Linked DNA regions of Mus musculus: all the other regions are linked to region 1. The links are chromatin loops, found by intact Hi-C in ENCODE. Cell type or tissue: left cerebral cortex. All regions are shown on one strand.

Region 1 (8,000 bases):
AAAGGTTCTACAATGCCAAGTTAAACCTAGGATGCAAAATATCCTGGGGAAATCACAGCAGTACTGAACATAGTTTTCAAGTCATTATTTTCTTACATAACATTTACACAAACTGGGGCATTTCAAATAATCTACAGGTGATTTTAAAGTATACTGGAAGATGTAGATTATATGCAAAAAAGTACACCTCTTTGAATTAGACAGTTAAGATTTTGTTATGTGCAAGGGTTCTGACCCAATCCTCTAGAATACCCAGTAGCAGAATGTAAGCTTAGCATGTGCCATGCCCAGAGTACTATCCCCAGCAACTCCTTGACAGCCCCTCCACAAAAGAACCCCTGCAGGAAATAATGAAGGAAACAACTGAAAAGGAGTATGAAAATGCGTAATCAAGAGATGAGAAATGTTCCCAGAAAAAAAAAGTTCACTAACTGGGAAGTAAGTGGGGAAAAAAGAAAAAGGCTCTTGGTTAAACAAAGGGCACACTCCATGACTAAGATGGCTCTGTTCTCCTAATATGTCCACTCTACCCCAGCTTGTTTTTACATTTATTTTTATCTTGCTGGAACAGAGAGAGTTTGAGAGAAGAGCTGGGCAAGTTCAGGGAAGGACATTCTGAGGATCTGTGGTTCAAAGGCAGTCTCCAGTCTCCAGCTCAGCACACTGGCCGTAGCCGTGCAGGAAGGCTTCCCAACCTTCAGCCGGACTCCACCTTCCCAAACACAGGCCTAGTCACCGCTCCTCCCAGAGTGGCCCAAACTGCTTCTCATCTCCAAAGCCTGTGGTGCCACGGCTGCTCCATGCCATCAAGAGGGAGAGTTTCATGCCAAGCTCAGCCTCAAGAGAGGCGAGTACAAGACACTCAGAGAGACCACAACACATTTTATTTAATTTTTTTTTATTTTCCTCCACACTGGCAAAAGTTCCGAGGGAGCTTAAAGTTTTGTAAACATTTTAACTATCCCTCTTCCCCACCCCCCCTTTTGAATTTACAAAGCAAAGGAGAGGAGTCTCACATTTTAATGGTTCCTATCTCCTTATGCTATTTGATCCAAAAACTATTTACAAGTTTGTAGCAGTCTCTGTATAGTTATTGTACACATTTAGGAGGGAGAGAGGCAAGAAAGGATAGGGAGAATGGTGATGCAAAATAATAAAAATAGAAACCAAATATAATCTTCCAATACCAAACTGCTCTGAGAGCAACTCCAGCCTTGTCCAGGCACAGATGCCGAGCTGCCCACCACAGCACCTCTTGCACAGGCCCAGCTGACCCACAGCTGCCGCCGAGGTGTTCGACTATCCCAGGTGATGTTCACTAGGCGAGGAGCAGAAGCAGTCAGAGTCTGTCTGTACAGAGCTTGAGTACACTTGGCCTTGCTATGGAGCAGGCCTCCCACTCCTGTGCCTGCCATCCCCATACCCCATTGCATCCTCCTGCATAGTGGTTTCCACGGATGAAGGTCTTAAAGATGGTCAGGCTTTGTATGTTCTCTTTTCAGAAAAGGCAAACAACTTGCCATCCCAGAATCTTTTCACAAGACCTTTTCAGGGCCATGGCAAAACATGCACACGGTGCTCTGAGGAACAGATGAAATTCCCAGCTTTTATCAGAAGCAAAAGTTTATCCCTATCCGAGTTGAAATTACACAAATTCATACATATGGTAAAGATGCCTCTTAAACGAGACAAATTTTCACATAAGGGCCCAAAACAAACTGGTCCTAGTCCTTGAAGTAAAAATATTTATGGGAGGAGGGGAGATCAGTTTTTATATGAAAGGAAAATTAAGTCCCTGTCCCAGGCCATAGGGTTTCTTTTGTCCAGTAGTAACGTTGGAATATGTTAGGGAGAACACAGCTTGCTTAGAAAGTTACTATCTAATGAAGAACACACGCATCCTTTCTTCAGAAAGAACAGCGAGGGTGTGCAACATCAAACAAGCCAATCTACACCCCTCTCAGGCCTCTGATGCAATCCCCACGTTAACAATGGTCATGCAACCTACAGACAGAGTTATGCCTGCCTGTGGCAATAGAGAAGTTACTGTCCAGGGGGTGATTTGTTGCTGGCCAATGTCTATTAACCATTAACTCTCTTCATGACTGCACCAGTTAAGGCCCTTTGCCGGTATGGGGTGGAATAGAGGGGTGGGGAGAAAGAACAAAACAGAACAAGAAAAGTGATAAGAGAAAGTGATCTGCTATTGGCAGATTCCAACACACTTCCAGGAGACAGTAGATGAAATCAACGCACAGTGAATGTGTGCTGGCAACATTAGCTCTGCTGGGGAGCAGCCCCAACTGCCACCCTGAGACAAGGGCTGGTCCACTAGGTACAGTCTGAGATGCTCACCAACAGTGATCTAAAGTAATCTTGGACACAAAGGGCTAGGAAAAAAAAAAGCCTGAGATGATTGGTTCTGTGATTTGTTGCAGAGTGACAGAGAAAATGGTGAACGTATGTTGTGTCCAATGAGGAGAAACCATGGTCACTAGGCGGGAGTGGGAAGGCTGGCACAGCGGCAGGAACTCAGTAGTCATCCAGAGTCTCAATCTCACCCATGTTCAGTCGCTCTGACGAGGCGTTGACTGAAAACCCTACAAGAGACAAAATAAGTTTATGAGCGACTGTTCTGACTGCCAAGTGGTTCAATTTCAAGCAGCTGGCTGGAATTTAAGTCTCTTATGCTTAAGATTTACACTAAACTGGGTACAGAAGAAAGACAAGAAGAAAGATGCAAGCATACCTATGCAGAAAAGGATCTCTGGTCAGTCAGACTGGAATGGAATCAGCTTAGGAGAGGCATAACCGACAGTAATCACAAGCACTGTGACATTAGAATACCTAACGCTACTGGTCACATGAAGGGACTTTTACAATAAAATCCATAACCACAAGTTGATTAGAATTTTAGTGATGGGCCTCTTGAGAGGGAGCAGCTCCAAGAAAGCTCCCCAGTTCCTCAGCCCTGGATGAATCCTCAACTGTTTCAGCTGTTATTTGGACGCCAAAAGCAAACAGTCAACGCCCTCCACTCTGCTGCGGTTGCTGGTACTGGGTGGGTTTTTCACACCTTCATTTTGTACCTCAATGTTTAAATTTTCAAATAAATACGCATTTGAAATGTTCTAATAACAAATAAAGTCTTGCATAATAAGATGGCTTAATTAACAGGATCAAAAATAAGATTTAAAAAAATAAAGAAGCCTGTTTACTAACTAAGAAGCTATGGAGAAAGCTGCTGTGTGACAAGGCACACACACGGAGAAGTGAGTACACCAAACTCCATACACAGGCCCAACCAGAAACTCCACCCACAACCCACCTGAGAACCCGTTTTTCCCTTGGAAATACTGAAGGCTTAGTGTTTGTATCTGTCAGGTGATGGTTTTACTTGGTAAGTCTAAAAACCTAAAGCCCAGCAGTCTATGAAATGAGCTATTGCCTTTATTATTCTGAAGCAGGTTTGATTTCAGTTCAAAAACAAATTAAGTGAGATAGAAACAACAAGTTGCATAGCACAGAAGAAATGTAATTTAAAAATCAACTAATATTAATCAAGATAGGAAAAGAGAAAGCTATTGAGAAATAAAGATTATTTGATGTTTTAATGTGCTGATTACAAGGTGAGGCTTTTTAGCAGACATGCTCTGACTTAACTGATTTAGGAGCTCAGTCAGGCATAAACTTAGCCTTCCAACTTCAAAAAGCAACAGCCTGTGAGTGCCATGAAAGGCAGGGCATCACAAAAGGGGATTTCCTCACTCTGCTGCTCCACAGACCACTTTCTACTAGGTCTACAACACTCACCTTCATGCTTCCTTTTAGGATTATGACAATGTCTTTGTGTTTCTACAAAGGGGAGTCTGACTGAGAGGAAGCTATATATTTTATCACCCCCAAATGGTTTACACGGGCCCCCTGGGAACCCTTACAATCAGTATGACCAGAGAAGAGTGAAGGGCGCCTAGAAGTGAAGTGAGGCTGGGGCGCCCTCTGCTGGTTCCTTTGCAGTCTGCTCTCTGTGGTCACTTTAGATCAAATTGGAACCTATTTTTCCAGTATGTGCATGGAAAAAAATTCTCAACCTATAAATTTGCAGGGAATACACCCATTGGAAAGTAATATATGAAAATGAATAAGCAGAAAAACTGAAAGAAAATTAAAAACTTTCAGAGGCATTTCCAGAAAGAGGGGTAAGTAGGCAGTGACTTGGCTTCAGTGGGAAGCTCTGCTCCTGCGCTGACTGCCCTTCCAAGCCTGAGAGAACTGACCCACCTCCCATGTCCTGAGAGATGCTGACATCCCTGCTGGGGTCTCTGGCAGAAGACCAAGACCACACTGCAAGGACAAACATCCGTGGAGCAGCCTCTCACACCTGTAAGCTACATCACAAGGGCTTCTCAGCTGCAAGTAGTTAGAAATCTGCTCAGCTCTGTCTGAATTTTATAGTTTCTGACCCATGTTTAATATTAACACTCCAGAGAAGAAGAAAATCGACTATGACAGCCAAGTTTCCATTAACTTCATGTTCAAAAGCAGTGAAGGATTTCATTTATCACTATTTATTTATTTATTTATTTATTTATTTATTTATTTATTTATTTATTTATTTATTTATGGGTTTGTTGGGCCAATTTAAGATACAAAGCAACTTACATTCATTACTTATGAAATACTGTTCCCTACCATCCCTGGAGTCATTTAAAGCCCTAATTTAGGCATCTGCTTTTTTTAGGAAGCTGCTGCATATGAGGACAACAGCTCTCAGTACTAGATATGGAGGCATCTACCACAGAAGAGTGGAGAAGGCCTGCAGCTCACTGGCCAAGACAAGTGGGTGTCCTGGCAGTGCAGTTGCCCAGGACCTACAGAAAGTGGACGTAACAAGCACTGCTTAGTTGAACATCTGCTTCCAGCAGAAATAAGCACCTGAACTTCTCAACTAGCTCTACTGTTGTTGTCCACTTTCGTTATTTTTGCATGAAATTCTAAGTAAGGCTTTAAAGTTTGAAGGACCAGAATCATACTGCTAGTTTGTCTATACTAGCACATGGGCAAATCTCCTACACTTACACACCCAGGAAATATTGCCTATTCTTAAAACCAGATAGTAAAATGAATCTTTACATGAAGACTGCAGCGATGTATCTGGTTACTGTCAGCACCCAAAACCTTCCTCTCACCCCACCTGAGAGTCCAGGCCTAGTCTTACCTAATAAACTGGGATCTGCTCGAACCATCTTCTGCTTTTTCTTCTTCTTGCCACTTTGCACAGCCTCAAAATTTGATTGTTGGTTGTTGCTTTGATTGGTCTGAAATACCGAATGGAGTGTACTATGGTTCATCCCCCAGACAGAGTCCTATGAAACAAGACACAACACAACTACAATTATGCAGTGCACGTGGATATGGACTGCTCTAAGAAAATGGCTGGCTTGCCTTTGCCTTGTCAAGTTTGAGTCTGTTAACAAAAATCCTCTGGCTGAGGAGATGGCTCAGTGGTTAAGGGTGCATACTATTCTTGCAGAGGACCGGAGTCTGCTTCCCTGTTAGGCAGTTTATAACTGCCTGTAACTGCAGCTTCAGGGGTATCGCATGTTTGATCATGTGGGTACTCATGTGTATATACTCACTGACCCACAACATACAATTTAAAACAATTTTAAACTATTTTAAAAATAAATCTAAAAAAAAAACAAAACAAAAAACCCTACCCCAGTCCCAGCAGTAAGTGTGGGCCACTGAGCTACCAGCCCTCACTCTCAACACTCTACTTGATGCCTGCTATCTCTACAAAGTCTCTCCTAGACCTTCAGGCTTTCACTTCAGCTCTATCAGAGAAGCCCTAAGTTTTCCATCGGATACAGTTATCTATGTCATCAATTAAGAAATGCAATATAGTCGGGCAGTAGTGGCTCACACCTTTAATCCCAGCACTCAGGAGGCAGACGCAGGTAAATCTCTGTGAGTTCAAGGCCAGCCTGGTCTACAGAGCAAGTTCCAGGACAGCCAGGGTTACACAGAGAAACCCTGTTGTGGAAAAAACAAAACAACCAAACAACAACAAAAAAAACCCCAAAAACCAAACAAACAAAAACAAGGGAACAAACAAAAGAAATGCAATTCACAGCATATAGTTATCAACACTATGGTAATACACACATCTGACTCACAGCAAAAAATGGTTGTTCTCTAGTACACAAGTCAAAGAACCAGTTGGCCATACACTAAAGGCCAAAGCCATGTTACTTATACAGGCAATCCCAGAATGTATTTGTTACCTGAATACTGCCCACACACTGGCTAACTGGTTAAACTATAAGACAGCTCACTAATCCTTTGTTCTTGCTGTTCTTAGATTCCAGTTCAAAGATCAGGGGCAGTGCCACGGAAGGAGCAGAGAAAGCACTGTAGACTAAATAGGCACACAGGAGAGCATCCCACAGGTGCAGTGTTTTCTGCACTACTTCATACCTCATGCTCCCGCAATGTCCCAAGACATCTGTTCTACTGTGTTCTGGTATTGGAGACCTGACACTGCCTCTTAATTTAGCCCTAAGTCTGCTTCACACAGATCTAAAATGCCTTGTGCTACAGTGTATTTTCCCACATCTTGGATCTACAACACTGTTATCATGTCTAATAGAATAATGAGGTTCAAGGATATGAGTATTTTTAGCCTTGCCAATCATGAACCTTGCCAATTTGTCTTTCAGAAAACATATATTACCAGCCCTTAAAGATCCCACATTTGTAAAGTCACTAAAGTTTATTTTTTATTGCCATTATGAGCATACTTGCTCAGAGAGGCAAAACAATATTTAACCCCCAAGGCACGTGTTCTCAGCTGACAAAGGGCAAGGGAGTATCCACCTTCCTACTTCAGTCACACCCTATAAGCATGTGTCTCTTTCTGTCAGTCATCTAGTACAATGCTTTCACATCTCTGTTTTGGCTTCCAAGTCTAAGGCTTAGATGCTATGGAGTACTTCTGAGCCCAGAAAGACTGTGCTGCATCCAAGGGAGAAGATGTGCAGTGGAGTCTGTACAAGTGAGAATGACAGCCGCACTGTGGGGGTGGGGAATCAGTATTAAGGAATCAACAATGTCAACAATGCCTCAAACGAAATCTTGAGACACATTATGCACCAATTAGACACTGTGTTAATGAGACTTGAAGAACTTAACCCTGTGTAATTCGTAAAGACAATGCCAGTACTCCAATTTCCTAGTCACTCAGACTTTATAGAGCAGTGGTTCTAAACCAGAGAAGGGTCATGACACCCTTTTTTTTTGGGGGGGGGGCCGCGGGAATGTCAAACAACCGTTTTACAGGGGCTGTATATCCGATATCCTGTATTTCAGATATTTACAACATGATTCAAAACAGCAACAAAATTATAGTTATGAAGTAGCAATGAAAATAACTATATGGCTGGAGGTCACCACAACCATATTAAAAGGCTGCAACATTAGGAAGGCTGAGAAGCACTGGTTTAGAACAAAGCTACAAGGAACAAAGATCAATTGTGTCTTCACATCTCCTTTTAACAGTACAGGAAATACCTGTCATAGCCCATATACAGTGACACTGCTGTCAGGATTGAATATAGCAATACATGAGTTATGATCTGCAGCCCAACTAAAACATATATGAATAAAAAAAAAACCCACTCAGGTACTTTTTTGCTATCTGGAACATTTACACAGACATGTACTGTGAAGGACACACAGATTTTGAAAAGTTTTAGATGCATAAAAATAATTTTTTTAAAACTTCTCTGTCTTCTCAACATTTATAGACATTCCTATTCACAGGTACTGTACACACTGTTAACTTTATACCTGCTGCTGCTGCTGCTGCTGCTGCTGCTGACGCTGCTGGTTGACTTTCTGTTTGGCACGGCGTTCAAGGAACTGCTTGGCAAACTCCTTGGCCTCGGAAGTATCTCCTAAATAGGCCCTGGTATAGTCATGGACTTCATAAGGAGACT
Region 2 (8,000 bases), 530 kb before region 1:
CTGCATAGGAAAATGTAACTATGAGCAAGCAAAGAAAGGTGTCACACAAGACCACAACGCATCATAATGCTACTCCCTGGTGACCAAGTATTCAAATCTATTTTTATTCAAACCACTATAATAGCTAACAGAAAAAAAGGTTGATTAGGGGCTGGAGAAATGGCACAATGATTAAGATCACTAGCTGTTTTTTACAGAATTTGGGTTCAATTCCCAGTATCCATATAATGGCTGCCAACTGTCTGTAACTCCAGCTCCAGGGAATCTAACAGGCTCTTCAGACCTCCAAATGCACCAGATACACAGATTGTACAGAGAAATACATGCAGGAAAAAAAAAAAACAAAAACAAAACCTATATACATTAAGTAAATAATTCTTTTCAAAAGAAAGAAAACATTAGACTAATTATTTTACTTAAGTGCACTACTATGCAGTCACAAATTTTAGCCTATAGAAATATGAAGTGAAAAATCACTGCTAGTTTGCTGACTACAATCTCAGTTTTTACAAAAAGATTGATGTCTTGGGAGTGAGATTACAGATAGTACCCTAATATACTTCGAAAATAACTTTCAAACTAGTCATAGTGACTCATTTATATATATATATCCAGCATTTGGGAGGCTGAGGCAAGAAGATTGTAGTGAGTTCAAGACCAACCCAAGACACATAGTCAGGTTCAGGCCAGCCCAGACTATAGCAAGACCCTGTCTCAAAAAATCTAAATGAGTAAATGTAATTTCTAAAATTTAAAACAATTTATTATTTTAAGTGTATGAATGTTTGCCTCTATGTGCCATATGTGTGCCTGGTGCCCTGAGAGGTCAAAGCAGGGCATTGAATCCCCTAGAACTTGAGCTACAGTGGGTCGTTGGCCACCATGTGGGTGTCGAAAACCAAACCTGGGGCCCGTGGAAGAGCAGTCAATGAAAAGCAGCGTTCTTCCTTTCTCCCTTTTTTAAAAATTTAATTTAATTTTTTTTTTTACTTACTCACTTTATATCCCCATCACTGCCCCCTCCCAGTCACCTGCCCTCCAACAAACCTTCCCCTGCCCCCCTTTCTCTGAGCGGATGCCCCCCCCCCCCCCCCATATCTCCCCACCCTGGCACTTGAAGTTTCCACAAGGCTAGTAGCAGCTGAGTCACCTTCAGACCTAATTTCTGAATTTTTACAGTAACTAACAGTTAAAATTATAATCAGCACAAAACTAGTAGGTATGCTTAAAGAAAATTGAAGCAATGAGATTCTTCTAGATCAGCTTTTAAAATATATATATATATTCTTCAATTGTTCATCTAGGAAAACTAAGATCAAGAGAAAACTTTGTTTTCCCTTAGGTAGTCAATGTTAATGCTCCTGGATCCAGCATGAGTGTGTACCTCCATACATTTATGTCCATTATGTGCATGCAGGGGTCTGAGGCTTCAGATCCCCTGGAACTGGAATCACAGGCAGTTGTGAGCTGCCTGATGTCCTAGGAACCAAACTCCAGTCCTTTGCAAAAGTATCAAGCACACTTAACCTCTGAGCTATCTCTGCAGCCACTCATCTTTGAGAGAATGTCTTCTAGGATAGCCCCGGCTGGCCTCAAACTCAAGATCCTCTGCCTTGGCCTTCCCAGTGCTAGGGTTGCAGATGTGTATTACCACACCTGAGTTCAGGTTTTTAATCCTGCCTCCTTAGCAAATACAATTTTGTTTGGTCAAAACAAATTAATGGACAGTTTTGTTCACAGCTCGAGCCAATCCAAGATACAGAGTTCCATGTCACTTGCTGAAGGAAATGGATGCAGCCAACATTCTACTGCAGATGAGAAGGTAGTTTGAGTTACATTTGGTGCTTAGATAGTATTTCTGGAAAATACTGATCAATTTGGGTCATAAGCATTCAATATAAAAGTTTACCAAAATATGTATACCTATTAACTAGTTATAGTAAAGACATCATTTATCCATATGTAAGAGTGAATGATAACATCTGGTAACCATGCTAAGTAAGGATCAGAGCCTAGGACGCCTAGAGGAATTGGAAGCATGCTATGTGAGTTGTGCTCTGGCCTAGCCAAATGATTCCCTTGAGTTTACAGAGAACTAGCCAATATAACTGCCCCCCAGTTTTAAGTAGTTGTAAGAACTGGCATATAGTGACAGAAGACTAGAGGTGGGTTGATTCTAAAGGGGCTTAGTGTCAGTCAGGGGAAAGGGAGCTATAATGGCTGGGCTGGAGTGGTGGCCCAGTGGGTAGAATACTGGCTGCTTTTCCAGGGGACCCAGGTTTAGATCCCAGCACTCACATCCCAGTTCACAACTGTCTATAACTCTATAGTTCTAGGGGATTATATGTTCTCTTATGGCCTCTGCAGATACTGCACACACATGATAAATAAATAAATATAGGCAAAATGCCCAAAATAAAAACAAAGGTTTAAAAAAACCTGAGGGCATAACTTAAGAACATGGCTAACCTTAAGCTCTGGAGACCATTCTGTTGCTGTGTTTGCTCATCAGTAGTATCAGCAGAGTGTTGGGAATAGGGTCAGATAACATAGCAAGCTATGTTCAGAAATTTTATCATGGACTTGAAACTGGGAGTGAAAATAGTAGATGCAGTGTATGACACACCATGATCAATGGAACTCTCAGTGAAAACTAAACCATTGAAACATGCTAAATGCAGAAAAGAGCCTGCATGAGTGACCTAGGCTAGCAGTTGCAACTTAAGAATTAAAAACAAAACAGCAAAAGCTAAAACTAAAGCCCTTAATGTAATCATGGAAAATCTAACGTTCCTGTCGATGAGCATAGAATTCATCTGAAGTACTTAGTCTCAGCGACTGCCTCGTTCCAGCCTAAGCTTGTTCTGCCTAAGGGGACAAGATTGCTACCAGGCTTTGAGTTAACTGAGAGGAGCGGAGATCAGCCTGTCACTTAGGATTTCAGCCTGGAAAACAAACACTGGGAAAGATCTTAACAATCTGGAAAGACCACAGGAGCCTCGTGGACATCAGGATGGTGTTTGGAATCCACCTCTGAATATGTGGGCAGACATCCAGAATTCTTCTATAGCTAGAGACAGTCAATGTATGCAGTGTCCATGGAAACAACTTTCTCTTAGAATTCATGGCACAGGTCTCGCTGAATGTGTGCTGTATTGAAAAGCCAAAGTAAATCATTTGGGCAGGCAGAAGAAAAAGATGTTACTGAGGTAGAGTGGAGAACTTACACGCATGATAAGGTGAATGGTTTTGTTTGTTTGTTTGTTTGGGGTTTTGTTGTAGTTTTTTAACTTTAAGAACTCATATTTATTGAGTTAACAGATTCGAAAGTTTTTGGTTTGAGATAAAGAGTATTAAAAAAACAGTGTATGTGTGTTTTGTTTATGTCTCTAAAGGGCAGAATGTGACTCTGCAAACAGTACTTTTGAGTTGCATCTTCATTTGGGTCCTCACTACCGTTTCTTCAATGGGGCTCTTCACCCTGCAGTCTCTGAGACAGAAAGCGTGTGGGACTTAACGTTTGATAAAAGAAAAACTTTAGGAGATCTCCGTCAGTCAATATTTCAGGTAATTTAACAGAAACGTGTAATCTATGCTTCAGTAGCAGGTGCTCTAGAATCCTGTATGTCTGAACTTCTGCAGTAAAGGTCATTTCTGAGTCAGTTCTGGCAGAGCTAAGCTCAGTAGCCTGGTGCTCTGAGCTGTGGAGGGCATTCCAAATGGAAAAGGCTTGATTTGTTTCTTATGTCTTATGCATTACTGGCTATGCTGGCTATCTAGTATTTCAATTATGCATCTCTGCAAACTGTCAACTTAGACACAAGCCACTGTTGAAGAACCAGGAGATTGACACAGTAAATGAATCTTATAAATGTATTGTAAAGACAAATTATCTTGTCTTCTTAAGAGAAATATCTTATAATGTTATAAAAAAGACTAGAGTAAAAATAATGTTCTGATACTATTTCAGTGAGGTTTCTGCCAGTAGCCAGGCTCAGATTTAAAAGCTTAACAAACCTCCATCTATCTAGTACATAACTGACAATGCTTATGAGAGGGTGCGGGGAGGGGTGGGAGGTGAGGGTGGGAGAGGAGATAAAACTCGGCCTCATACAAACTAGGCAAAATACTGTACCACAGAGCTATACCCCAGCCCAAAATGTTACCTTTTAAGTTAGAGTAGGGGGTTTTCCTTTCTGTAGTCCCTGGAGCCATGTTGTTTTCTGAGTAAAGCTGGGTCAGAAATTCCTGGGCCAGATTGCATTCCAAGAAAGTCCATCCTTACATAAACTGAGTAAGATTGTTTAGATGGCTACTGGGCTTAGGCACCCAAATTCTTCAGTCAACAATGGATGCAGTCAACATCTTTGGGCTTGAGTAATTCATCAAATGAATTGTTTATTTCTAAAATGCTGGTGTTGCTTAGGAATGGGAGTGTTCATTTGCTACTCTTACTGAGTCCAAGGGTGTGCTGTTCATATGTTATGGCTCATTGTTTTCTCACTCTACACGTTCTTTAGCTATTGGAATGTTGGGAAGGAGACATGGTTCTTAGTGTTGCGAAGCGTGTGCCAGCAGGACTTCATGTGTACCACACCCTCGATGGTAAGATCAATACAGAACACAGCAACTCATTCTGCGTTTATCTTGGGGAGCTTGACAGTCCTCCTCTGCCTCCTACCTATTTCTTTTTTAATTACATTTATCTTGGGGGGGCAGTATATACATGCACAATGCATGTGTATCCTCATGGAAGCACAGGAGCCTTGGGGGACAACTTACACAAGTGGATTCTTTGCTTCCACCATATGGGTTCCAGGATGGAACTCAGGTCATCAGACTGTGAAGCAAGTGTCTTCCCACTGAGCCACCTGGCAGCCTTCTATCTCAGCAGTCTATCCAATGTATATGTAAACTCTTCTCAATATGGCATGTTTTACTTTTTTTTAAACTAAGACTACCATCCTACCAAAACTTTAAAATGCTTTAGGTATATAGCTATAGATATACACACAGAGTCACAAATGACTGAGCAAAATGCTTTAAAACCATTAAAATCTTATTTATGTGGCTTTGCCCACTCAATCTCAGATTTTGTAGCAGATAAAGACAAGTCTTTTGAGAGTTTAAAGGCATTTACTTCTCTGAAATAACAAACCAGTATAAGAATGGTAGTGTTACAACACACATCTATTTGTGACAGCTGACACCGGCAGCAGTTTGGTGGTGATCTGGGCCATTTGGAGTCTATGGGTAATCTCAGGTGATTTGGGCTTGACTGTTGACCTCTATGTACCTTCCTGTCTTGCTGCTGTGCTCACAAAACTGTATAATGGTCCAGATTTAATAGTATAACTAATAAAATAATTACTGCTTTTTTATGATTTTTCTTAATAAGTGCCTTTTCAAAAACATTGAAGAGTCATGGCTCTCTATAGCTTAGCTATATTTGTGGTCATGGGGAATGAACTGAGTATCTCATCTTTCTAGGAGATGACTTGACACTGTGTGAAGCTGAGGTTGCTGATGGGGAAGACATCTTTGTATGGAATGGGGTAGAGGTAAGAAAAATGGCTGAAGCAATATTGATGGTAATTTAGGATGTTTTACAACTCTGTTGCAGGGCTGGGAATGTTGCCCAGTTGGTAGACTGCTTGCCTAACATACATGAAGCCTTGGGCCTAGTGCAGTTCCCAGCCCTGCATAAAACTAAGTATGATGGTAGCACACACTTACAATCTCAGTACTCGGGAAGTAGAGACAGAAGATCAAAATTCAGGGTCATCCTCTGCTATAATAAGTTCAAGGCCAACCTGGGCAGCATGAAACCATGTCTCATTACAAAAAAAAACCCAAAAAACATTGTAATGAAATTTTATTTGGCATTCAGTTAGCCATCAGAAAATTCCTGAAATGAACTGGGTATGGTGGTGCACATGTATTCCAAGGCGCCTGAGATAGAACTACTCAAGTTGAAGGGCAACTTGGACCACATAGTGAGTTCCAGGCTAGCCCTAAGATACGTAGTAAAGCTCTGTCTCAGAAATTGAAAGGAGGTGTAAGGAGAGAAAGGGAAGGAAAAGAAGAGGGGAAAGGGAAAAGGAAGGAAGGAAACTTTGGACTGCTCAGTACTTTTGAGGTCAGTGGTACTTACTAGCTAGATTAAAGAAATATGTGGATGGCAGAGGAGATTGTGCCAGAGGTAAAGTGCGCGAGGATCTGGGTTAGAAGCCCTGAACCTTTGTAAAAAGCCAGGATGGTGCATGCTCTTGTAATCCCAGCACTGGGGAGGCAGAGATAACATAATTAACTGGGGCTAATAGCCAGCCAGCTTAGCCTACTTGGTGAGTTCTAGGTTAATAAAAAAAAGTTGGGACAACCAAGATCTTGGCTGCACACATATATACATGTGTGTGTTCGTGCACACCTGTATGCACAAATGCACATGCTCAAAAGTAATGAAGCACCTCCATTTTACCAAACTGTATGTCCCATGCTTGATGCAGAATAAGCTAGTCATCCATGGCCTCCTTATGTAAGTAGCTGCACCCTAGGCTTTAGTGTGTGTGACAGCTGCAGGGATATAGAAGAGTGTAGCCAGGGCTGCTAAAGCAGGAGTGACAGGAGTGGATGCTGTCTCAGGAGGGATGAGCATCTCAGATGCCCTGTGACCTGTCCTTGGTCCTCTGGATTTCCAAGGGCACATTGCCACCATTTGGCAACTCATACTTTAAAGTCAGAAAAGGTGAATAAGAGAAATTTTCAAAATAAAATTCAAAGTTGTTCTTTTAATACTTAAAAAGGCGGTGTGAAAAAACTATTCACTTGAAAAAAATATGGGTTGTGCTACAAGAATAGGTTTTTCTGTGAAAGAATAATTTTTATTTTACTTTAATTTGGTAAACGTATGCTTCACTAGTGGTTGTATTGATGTTGTTGCAGGTTGGTGGAGTCCAAATTCAGACTGGTTTTGATTGTGAACCTCTGCTGTTAAACATTCTTCATCTAGAACTAAGTGGTGAAGGCTCAAAATGTGAGCAGTTGGTGGAGTCACCACATGTCTTTCCTGCTAATGCAGAAGTGGGCGCTGTGTTCACAGCCTTGGGCACCCCAGCAGGTGCCATCCTCATGAACAGTGTGGAGTCTGCAGATGGAGAGTGCTGGACTGCTGTTCCCAAAGAAGACATGAAGAAGACGTTCAGAGAACAAGGTCTCAGAAATGGAAGCTTAATTTTGGTTCAAGATTCAGACAGTGATAATAACAGGTAACTCATTGAAGAGAGAAATAAGGGAACATATTGTTGTTTATTCTTTTAAAAATAGTTTATGTGTGTGTATATGCACCTTTACCTGCTTCATCATCTCCTGTTGTTCAGTTTTGGGCTAAGATCTTGTGTGATCCAGACTGGCCTCAGCCTCTATTTAGCTGAGGCTGGCCCTAACTCCTAATCCACATCAGAAGTGCTTGTTGTGTCAGGCTTAGCTCTTAAGTGTACAGAGGAATGTTTGGGTTGTATAACTTAGAGAAAAAAAACTGTTATAAATATGTCCTTGACTTGTAGATACAGTCTCAATTAGTTCTCTATAGGCAGAATCCTATCTAATTAAGTTATAAGTTATTCTAATTAAGTTATAAAACTAAAAGCTTATTCTCATAAGGAAAAAGAGATTCATAGGACAACTTAGGCTTTCCTTGTGGTATTCTCTGTGATTCTTGGAAGAGACCCAGCCTTCCCAATGGGACAATTGCCCAGAGAAATTAAATTACCCTGAACCCTGTAGCCATCTCTGAAACTCTGAAGTGCTATACCTTCCTACTCCTGTGTCTGTGTCCATACGTTTCTGCAGCCTGTATGAGATGCCGAGAAGCAGAGCCTGTGGGCTTGTGTGGTCCTCCATGGAGACATGTTCTTCAGCTGTGCTTCTCTGTCTTGTGTATAGGAGAGTGGATCATGTGCTCTTTATATAAGATAGTCTTCATTTAATAGGACTTGGGAGAT
Region 3 (8,000 bases), 490 kb before region 1:
CCAGGTGCAGGAGCTCAGAGCCCCGGATGTCGTGCCGCGTGAAGATGTCCTTATACTCACAGAGACTGAGGTGCTCCAGCCAGGCAGCAACCTCCTCTGTCCCCCAGAGGTGAACTGTCAGAGACGGAAAAGCACGAGTGCAGTGAATGCCCATAGCCCAGCGCCAAGTAGGCAGCAGCCAACACCAAGACACCCAGCAGTGCCACCCAAGATGCCTCCAGCAGCCAGCACCATCACCCAGCCACAGGCACTGTGCTCCAGCAGTGTAAAGGAGACAAAAGAGCTACCCTCCTGAGGGACATGCACTGCAGATGTGCTGATTACTCCTGCCAGGCGGGTCACTAGCCTTTTGGCTACTTCTGTGTCCCAGAGGAATTAAACAGCACCAAACACAGAGGGAACATCTTTGTGACTAAAGCCAGCATTTCCTCTAGCTTCCAGAGGAGCTCACAGCTGGAGCACTACAGGAGATGTGCAGAGACTTAGGCCATGCAAAGTCAGATCCACCATCATTCACATAAACCCAATTTTAGACAAACATGCAAAGAAAAACTCAAACAGAAGCTGCCCTGAATGGTAGCAGATGCCACACCAATTCCAGCCCTGGCCCCTAAAGGTGCCAGATACAGTACCCAAGGCCAACCACTGAGATACATTTAAAGACCCAATTTACTGATCCAAAGGGGAGGGGGAAATGTTCTTTAGCACCATTTCCCATTGATTCTTCACCCACAATCACTGGTGGCCCAGAGGGCCAAGCTTAAGAACCTTGATCAGTGAGTCAATTAAATGGGAATCAGCAGCCTGCCAGAGGAAACAGGCACAGAGGACTCCAGCACAGTCTTGAGTCTAGAGTTTTGTGTCTCCGAGTTTGTCTTGTCATTCCTATTGTCCTCTCCACTTTCAGCCCCAAACTCAGTGTAGGCAGGTTGGCTCAGTTGCCCATCACCCCACAGTCTCCATGGAAGATGCATTCAAGCAAAGCAGGACATCAGTCAGTACTCAGACAGAGAGAAAACAAGCAAGGTGTGGTCTTATAAGACAGACTAGTATAGCCATGTGACTAGGGATTATAGCACAAGACCAAGGGGGAAAGCCTCAATGCTGAGGAGAAAAGCAGAGACCAGGAGAGCTGGGCCTTGACAGCCAGAGAGACACACAGGAGGGGGCAGATACCAGGGCCTCCTAGGTTACTGTGAACTTCTTTGTTCTTATTGTTTTTCTCCTTTTTAAACTTGGTCACAAGGCGGAATTTACCACTACGGCTGCGTTTAGTAAGATCCAGCATCACATTCTGTTGGAGAGACTAAGAAACACAGAGTCAGAAACTCATTGCCAAGGTCTAATCTATATTTGGGGGTTGGGAGTAGGAAGAGATACTTTGTTAATTAAATTTTTTATACTCTTATTTGTTCTTATACATTTGTATGGGTGCCCAGGGAAGTGGCATTATACAAGTAGTTGTGAGTCCTCTGAGTGATGACAACCAAACTCAGGTCCTCTGGAAGGGCAGTATGTGCTCTTAAACACTAAGCCATCTCTCCAACCCCAACATCCTTATCCTTAACTTTTACATATTGCTGCCAAAGGTTCCAACAGACTAAACTGGGCAGAGGTTGTTTCATATCATTTATCTCCTATAACTATGTTAAAGAGGACACTGTCTCCTGTGTTATGGAAGGCCAAGGTAACTTTTTCTCTTGGCCCTTTCTGTTCCATCTCTAAGACACCAGAAGCCCAGAGGCAGCCTAGGTTTATCCTTGCCAGATGCTTTCCTCTTCTGTCTCCTGCTGTAGGGGGATCCTATCCAGGAACAGTATGCCCTGGGTCCCCGTCTAAGACTCTCTTAAGACCCTGTAGATCACACTGAATGGGAACTGGACACAGCAACTGAGTTCCTGTCACTGATCTCCAAGGAGCTCTTGCCACCTGCTCTCCACCCCAGTCCTGCTGTTTCAGAGTGAGGATCATGGATCACTTTTCATTCCCAACTCTCAATTCCTTCCTCCATTTCTAAATTTCTCTGTGCCTCAAAGGCCATTTTAGTAGAGAAGTTTCCAGAAGGCAGACCAGCTACCTCAATTCCAAAGCCTCAAGGACTATATTGCACACAGGGACTAATGGCATGAACCACTAAACTCTGTAACTATGTATAGGACACACATACCTCTTCCTCACCAGGCTCCAAGGGCTGGCAAAGCCAGGGAGTGTCTGTCAGCTTCCTGAGCTGCTGGTCCATCTCAATTAGGGCAGCCCCGAGCCGTTCCTTCTGAGGGGGATCCAATTGCTGCTCCAGAAGAAGGGAGAGAGAAATGGAGCTGTTTAGCACAGCAAACCTGAACCAGCCAAGCAGGTGGGTAAGGCTTATTAGACCAAGATCCTTGGTGGCTATAAAAACTTAGCAGAACTGAAGCGAAGGCCTGAGCCCAGAATGTCCTTCCTTGAACAGGTGAGGATGGGTGGACCTCTGTTCTAGTTTAGGGAAACCACATGCAGCAAACCTAGTACCTGGCCAGCTGCAGTGCCCCTGGGTTCTGTCACCAAGTGGGCAGGCCATGCTCCTCCTGCACAAGCATTAGAGGCAGCTAGTGCAACATCTGGGCATTCAGGACAGCACCTCTTTGGAGTGGAGAGTGGGACAGTACTAGTCTAGGGTCTCCAGCAATGCCCTTCCATGTCATATGCAAGCTAGTAGCCAGCCATCTGAGCAAGCTCCTAGAGCCCAGCAACACCCCTACTCCCACCCAGTGAACCAGTTTCACATGATGAGTGGAGACAGATGATAGAGCATCACACCCAATGTTACGACTGGCACCTAGCCACACAGATACTGTTAAAGGCATCTTTAACATCTGACAACACCCTGGCTGGCTGAGATGTTGTCAAAGAAATTTGGCCACAACATAATGGCCACACTACATGGTTTTGAGGCCCCTTTCTTCAGGCTCAGGACCCCGGACTGAAAACTGCTACCCCTATAAGTCTAGCACCCTGGACCTACACCTCAGATATAGCCAGAACCCTCCTATCGGTTATCAACTCACCAGGGCCATCTTCCCAGCCAGCAGCAGCTCTGTCTCACTGCGCAGTGCTCTGATGTTATTCACCATCTCCAGAACAAAGCTACAGTTCAACCCCTGAGAAGAACAAATGTATCCATATGAAAAGCCAAGGGCTGTAAAGGTGAGGAGGAGCCAGACCCAAAAAGACCAAGTACCTCTGCAGTTCTGGGCTTGCCGTATACTCGCTCCATGGCTTTGGAGCTGGCATTGACAGCATGTGCGAGCTCCTGTTCCATGGCTCTGTGGGACTGTGCTATCTCCCGAATGCTGCAGGAAAGAGGCACATGTCAGCCTTACACACTGCTATGAACACACCCAGGGGACACATGCAAAGGGGGTAGTCTGACACACCAGTGGAGATAGTAGCTTTGCCAATGATGACCTCTCAGTCACAGCCATAGGCATATCACACCCCAATAGCAACAAATAGTGGACTTTTATGGAAGATCTAATACCAAATCCTAGCTTTTCCAGGGAGAAAAATGTGTAAGATGAAACCTTTCATAAAATGGAAAGCAACCAAACAGCTTTGCATGCAGGCTGAGAGTCAAGAAAGTTGGGGACACAGATGCTGCATCATGCTAAGACATTCTGGAACTTCAAGTTAGACCCACCTTTGACCGAGAAACCTGGTGTGCTGCTGAGCTCTGAGCCACATCAGCCTGAGTAAGACCAAGAGCTGACCAGGGGTATCTCAGAGAAGCTGGGTGAGGTGGGATAGAACAGGGCATGCTGGGAGAAAAGCTAGGGAGCAACTTGCACATACTGTGGGAAGCTACTTGTGGCTTTCAGTGACCTAGTAAGCACACCTTCCCAGCAGCCAGGCTTCCTGGGCTACCAGGGATTACAAAGTGGCAGGGCCACAGTCCCTACAACAAAGAGTTAGATAAACATGGCTGCCATGGAAAGGAGCAGAATGGGGTTGCATCAGTATCAGCTGCTTGTCTAGAGATAACACCATGGAGGAAGAGGTGCCAGAGATGCCCGAAAGGACCAAAGAGAAACTGGCCAGCTAAGCAGCCTGAAGCCTCTACTCACCAGAACAAGGCAAATACGTCCAGGACGAACACACAGAGAACCCATGGCCAAAACCAAAGAAAAAGCCAAGGGCAGCACTGAGAGGCTAAGCTATTGAAAGAACCAGAAGGTCTGGAGAGCCCAAGTGAGCAGGAAGGCGCCTACAGTGGCAAGGCCACAAGAGCAACAGCTCTACAAACCACTTATAGACCACAGGTACAGCAAGAAAAAGCCTGATGATTTACTAGAGCAGGGTGCACACTGCTCTCCAGAGTGGCTGTGGCCTTTCTCAGACACCCAGCATGGGATTTAAAGCTTTAGTGGCTCAGAAAAATCCCTGTGCATCTGTGTCTTCACTGTGCAAACCTGAGTAATAACCAAGAAGACGAAGGAAGCAAACTAAGCCAGAGAAGTCAGGCTCCAGGCCCCACTGTAAAGCAGAGCCAGCAAACAGGACCAGGCCACAAAGCCTGCAAGGTCTCAAAGAACATGGCAGAGCCTACCTGTGAATGAGGCCCCCTGCTGCCTGCCCAAACTGATCCATCTGGGTAGCTTCCTCCTCAGACAGGATCTCAGGGTGCAGGGAAAAGGAGGGTGGGCGGGACAGCTCACACTTCTGTTTGTCTTCCCAAGACTTCAGGGTGTTTTCAAAGGCCTGAGACATTAGAACACAGAGTCAGACTTCTTCCTGTGCCCTCTAGAGGGCGAGCACACCATCTGCCCACAGCAAGGTAAAAGCTATGTATGTTAGTTTAACTTTGTGCCTTTTAGAACATGTCTCACTATATAACCTTAACTGGTCTCCTGCCTCTAGATTATTGAGACTACAGGGCACACCACTATGTCAGCTAATCTCTGTATGGTGAAGAGAAATCCAAGAACAAAGATGAAACCCTTTTGCCTCTTTTATGAATGTACAGGTGAGCCCATGAGTAAGCCACTGGTAACCCAGACCCCACCAGGCCTCGATGGCAATTGCTCTTACCCTGTCTCTGGTCAATGTCTGCGCCCTGTTCTTGTGCACGATCCGAATGTACCCAGGTGGCTGGATCCAGGCTTCCCCATCCACCTGCACAGGCACGCCTTCATCCCCCAGGATGGAGATCTTCACTGTGCGACACTTAAACAGATGCCAGACTGTTATTCCCGTGCCAGGAGATTTAAAGCACCCACAGGCCTTGCTGCTCTGAGTGTCTGCACTCCCACTCCTTACCCACAGCCATTTACTTGGCCTCCTTTTCTAGCCTCTGCTCTGTTGCCCCCTCTGCCCCTACTGTTCCCTCCCCACACATCTGGGATAGGTATAACCAGAAGATCTTGGGTACAGATACGGATATCAGGCTAAAGGGGTCAAAGAGTCATGGTCCTTGCCAGATGTAAACATCCCTGGGCAGAGCAAAATCTAACATCAGATGATAAAGCTTCTGCAACTCTTTACAAAAATGTGCACAAAAACAAAAAGGTAAACTTTAAACAGCTGAGTGTTGGGGACCAAGAGAATGCAGGAAGACCCAACAGATCTTATCAGCACTGCACTGTATGTACAGTTACTCCTTCCCTGCACCCCCAAAGTGGGTGGACCTGTACCAGCTCTTCAGTGCTGTCAGAATTAAAGCCAAGAGCCCTGACCTAACTGCCCTCTCTAGCTAACCTCAGAGCTGTCTGTCAAGCCCCGGTGGGCTTAGTCATCGCCACAGACAGATCCATGTCCAAGGTGCACTGCTTCTTGCAGCAGACCAGGCTCATCTGGGCCTTTTCTACCTCAGCAAGACTCAGAGCACTCAGTGGGAGAGGGAGGCAGAGTGGGGCTGCCTCTAAGGTCCTAGTTAGGCATCTCTCTTGGGTCTCTACTGTGAGCAAATCCAAGCATCCTAGGCCAAACCCTGCCTCTCCAAACAGGGATGAGTCCTAGAAGGGGGTGGGCTAGACCTATCGAACAGCATGGCCAGTACCTGGGCAATCCGATGATGCTGTAGCTTAATTACACGAGACACAGCCATCTGCATGCTGCCGAACACAGCAACCACCTCCAGAATCTTATCATCGAATGATGGAGCTGCAAAAGTCTGAAAGGGCCAGCATGAAAGCTGTCTGCCTCACTTCCCCAAACGCGTCTCCCTCTTGCTCTGCTTCCTGTTCTGGGGGTTCTGGTGAGACAGACAAGCCCACACCCACACATGGTACAGTGATGGTGGTAAATGAAGTGCAGGGTTGGGTATCTGTTACCCAGAAGCCCAATGCCTGAGACTAGCCCTCAAACGTGCTATTTATTAGACATGAGCCCTCAGGCAAGTTAGTCATGTCCTCCGTCCTTCAGAGGGAGATGACACTGCTTGCTCCTTAGGAGGGGGAGGTATATAAAATGAACGTGCAAACAGGTTCCAGGTACTTAGAACAGTGGCCTACAAATAAGTCTGCAGTAAGTGCCAAGCTGGCTTTTTAATTACATGCAAACCTTGGTTAAAGCCCGTCAATATCTTCCTATGTTCTTGACATAAACTCCAGACTCCTGCCTTTGGCTTCTACTGCCTCATACAATGCAGGCCCTACAGGCATCTCCCTCCTCCATGCACATATTCCACACTGCACTTGGGGAACTGTTCTCTATATACTTTGCCCCTTCTTGCTTCTGAGCTTCCACATCTCCTTTCTTCTGCCAAAACAGGATACTCTCCATCTAGTGCCTGCCAATTCGGACAATTTAAGTTCTCCTTCAAGTCTCAGCTGCTTCTCACTTGATCTTGTGCTAGACCTGCCTTCTAGACACCAGGCCGATTGGTGAGGGAACCTGTCTATCTGGTCCTCCACCATGCCCACTGTTAGGACCAAGGAGATATCCCATCTAGTCATGCCTCACTGACCTTGCTAAGCCCAGCCCACCCACCTCAAACCCCATACGTACATCATCTTCCTTGGTGCCCCCCCAGAAGTTGGTCCCTCCAGCATAGCTGGGAATGTTGAGGACAGCAATTCCTTGAAGACTCGGGAGGGGAATAGGGCGGCCATCACACTGCGCCGCAGAAAGGCAGATGGAGAGAAAAGAGCAGTACTCAGTATGTGCCAGTTCTTCCTAGCACCAATTTAATATGCTGGGCCTGTGGCAAGGCAAGGCTCCTCAGGGACGATCAGGCAAGGCTCAGTAGAACTCATCTCTAACCAAGGTTGGGAGGTCACCCACCAGGCCAGGAGGCTACCACTCACCTCCAGCAGGACCTTTTGTTCCAGGTTCCTGTAGGTTCTGTGCAGCAGCTCTTTGGTGCCAAGGACACCATACCACATCATGTTCTTAGTCCTACTCCTAGAAACAGAAGTGCCACCTTGGACAGGGCTCTCTTACAATAACCTGAGTTACTGTTATGAAGCCTGGGGACTTGTGCGACCTCAAAAGGCAGCCTGGTTTCTAATTGAGCTAGATTTAAACCCCAGATACCCAGCAAGGGACAGAAGTCGCTTGTCTGCCACACTTCTAGACACCAGGGTCCTGATATGAGGCCTTAGCTCTCCATAATTATGTGACCATCAACCTGACCCATAGATCACATAGCCTCAAGACAGAGCTCCATTTAAATGAGGTACCTAAAGGCCTGAGGGGCTTAGCCAATCAAGCTCTCCTTCCCAGATACTCCTCCCTGCAAAAGGTATTTAACCTTAGGCCCACCCTGAGAAAGTTTCACTGGTCACAACTCTCCACCATAACAATAAATGCTTTAAAACCATGGACTGCCTCTTCTCACTGGGACCTGCTGTGGGGAACAATGGAGCAGGTCTTCCTCTAAAGAGCCATGCCTAATCTAATGCAGGAAGCCTCTCTACATTTTCAGACACACAGCCAACCTGCCCTGACCAAGCCTAGGACACTCTCCCCTCAGGAACCATCCAGAGCTCTCCTCCTGCCCTTTTCCCTTCGCCCCAGGCTAGCGC

What was found. Hi-C counts contacts between places; a loop is a spot of excess contacts. Peaks named below come from ENCODE experiments on the same cell type or tissue, not always from the same donor. Only the 100,000 strongest peaks of a DNase experiment are listed, where the experiment ranks them.
Region 2: it touches region 1 in a loop (2.6-fold over the local background); 2 of 42 quality-filtered maps call a loop at or near these places.
Region 3: it touches region 1 in a loop (2.1-fold over the local background); 11 of 42 quality-filtered maps call a loop at or near these places.

What each region holds. Positions count from the first base shown.
Region 1 is chr1:87,443,678-87,451,677 of GRCm38, reverse strand. Gigyf2 (GRB10 interacting GYF protein 2) reads right to left here. Exons shown (of 29, transcript NM_146112.4): 27 at 7,852-8,000; 28 at 5,219-5,366; 29 at 868-2,600. The coding sequence ends at 2,533. Among named protein-coding and RNA genes, the nearest start is that of Snorc, 23 kb to the left of the region's middle. In left cerebral cortex, a CTCF peak has its summit at 4,005 (motif pointing left); DNase peaks (open chromatin) are centred at 2,562 and 3,992.
Region 2 is chr1:87,977,576-87,985,575 of GRCm38, reverse strand. Usp40 (ubiquitin specific peptidase 40) reads left to right here. Exons shown (of 32, transcript NM_001198573.1): 12 at 1,741-1,822; 13 at 3,396-3,567; 14 at 4,521-4,605; 15 at 5,491-5,561; 16 at 6,943-7,265. Among named protein-coding and RNA genes, the nearest start is that of Usp40, 27 kb to the left of the region's middle. In left cerebral cortex, no CTCF peak of the experiment used is centred here; a DNase peak (open chromatin) is centred at 3,071.
Region 3 is chr1:87,933,483-87,941,482 of GRCm38, reverse strand. It overlaps Dgkd (diacylglycerol kinase, delta), which reads right to left. Exons shown (of 30, transcript NM_177646.3): 20 at 7,281-7,377; 21 at 6,982-7,089; 22 at 6,032-6,145; 23 at 5,065-5,199; 24 at 4,583-4,734; 25 at 3,218-3,329; 26 at 3,045-3,137; 27 at 2,168-2,287; 28 at 1,177-1,306; 29 at 1-114. Among named protein-coding and RNA genes, the nearest start is that of Usp40, 71 kb to the left of the region's middle. In left cerebral cortex, a CTCF peak has its summit at 4,785 (motif pointing left); DNase peaks (open chromatin) are centred at 5,211, 6,153, 6,743, 7,246 and 2 more places; H3K27ac peaks cover 3,019 bases.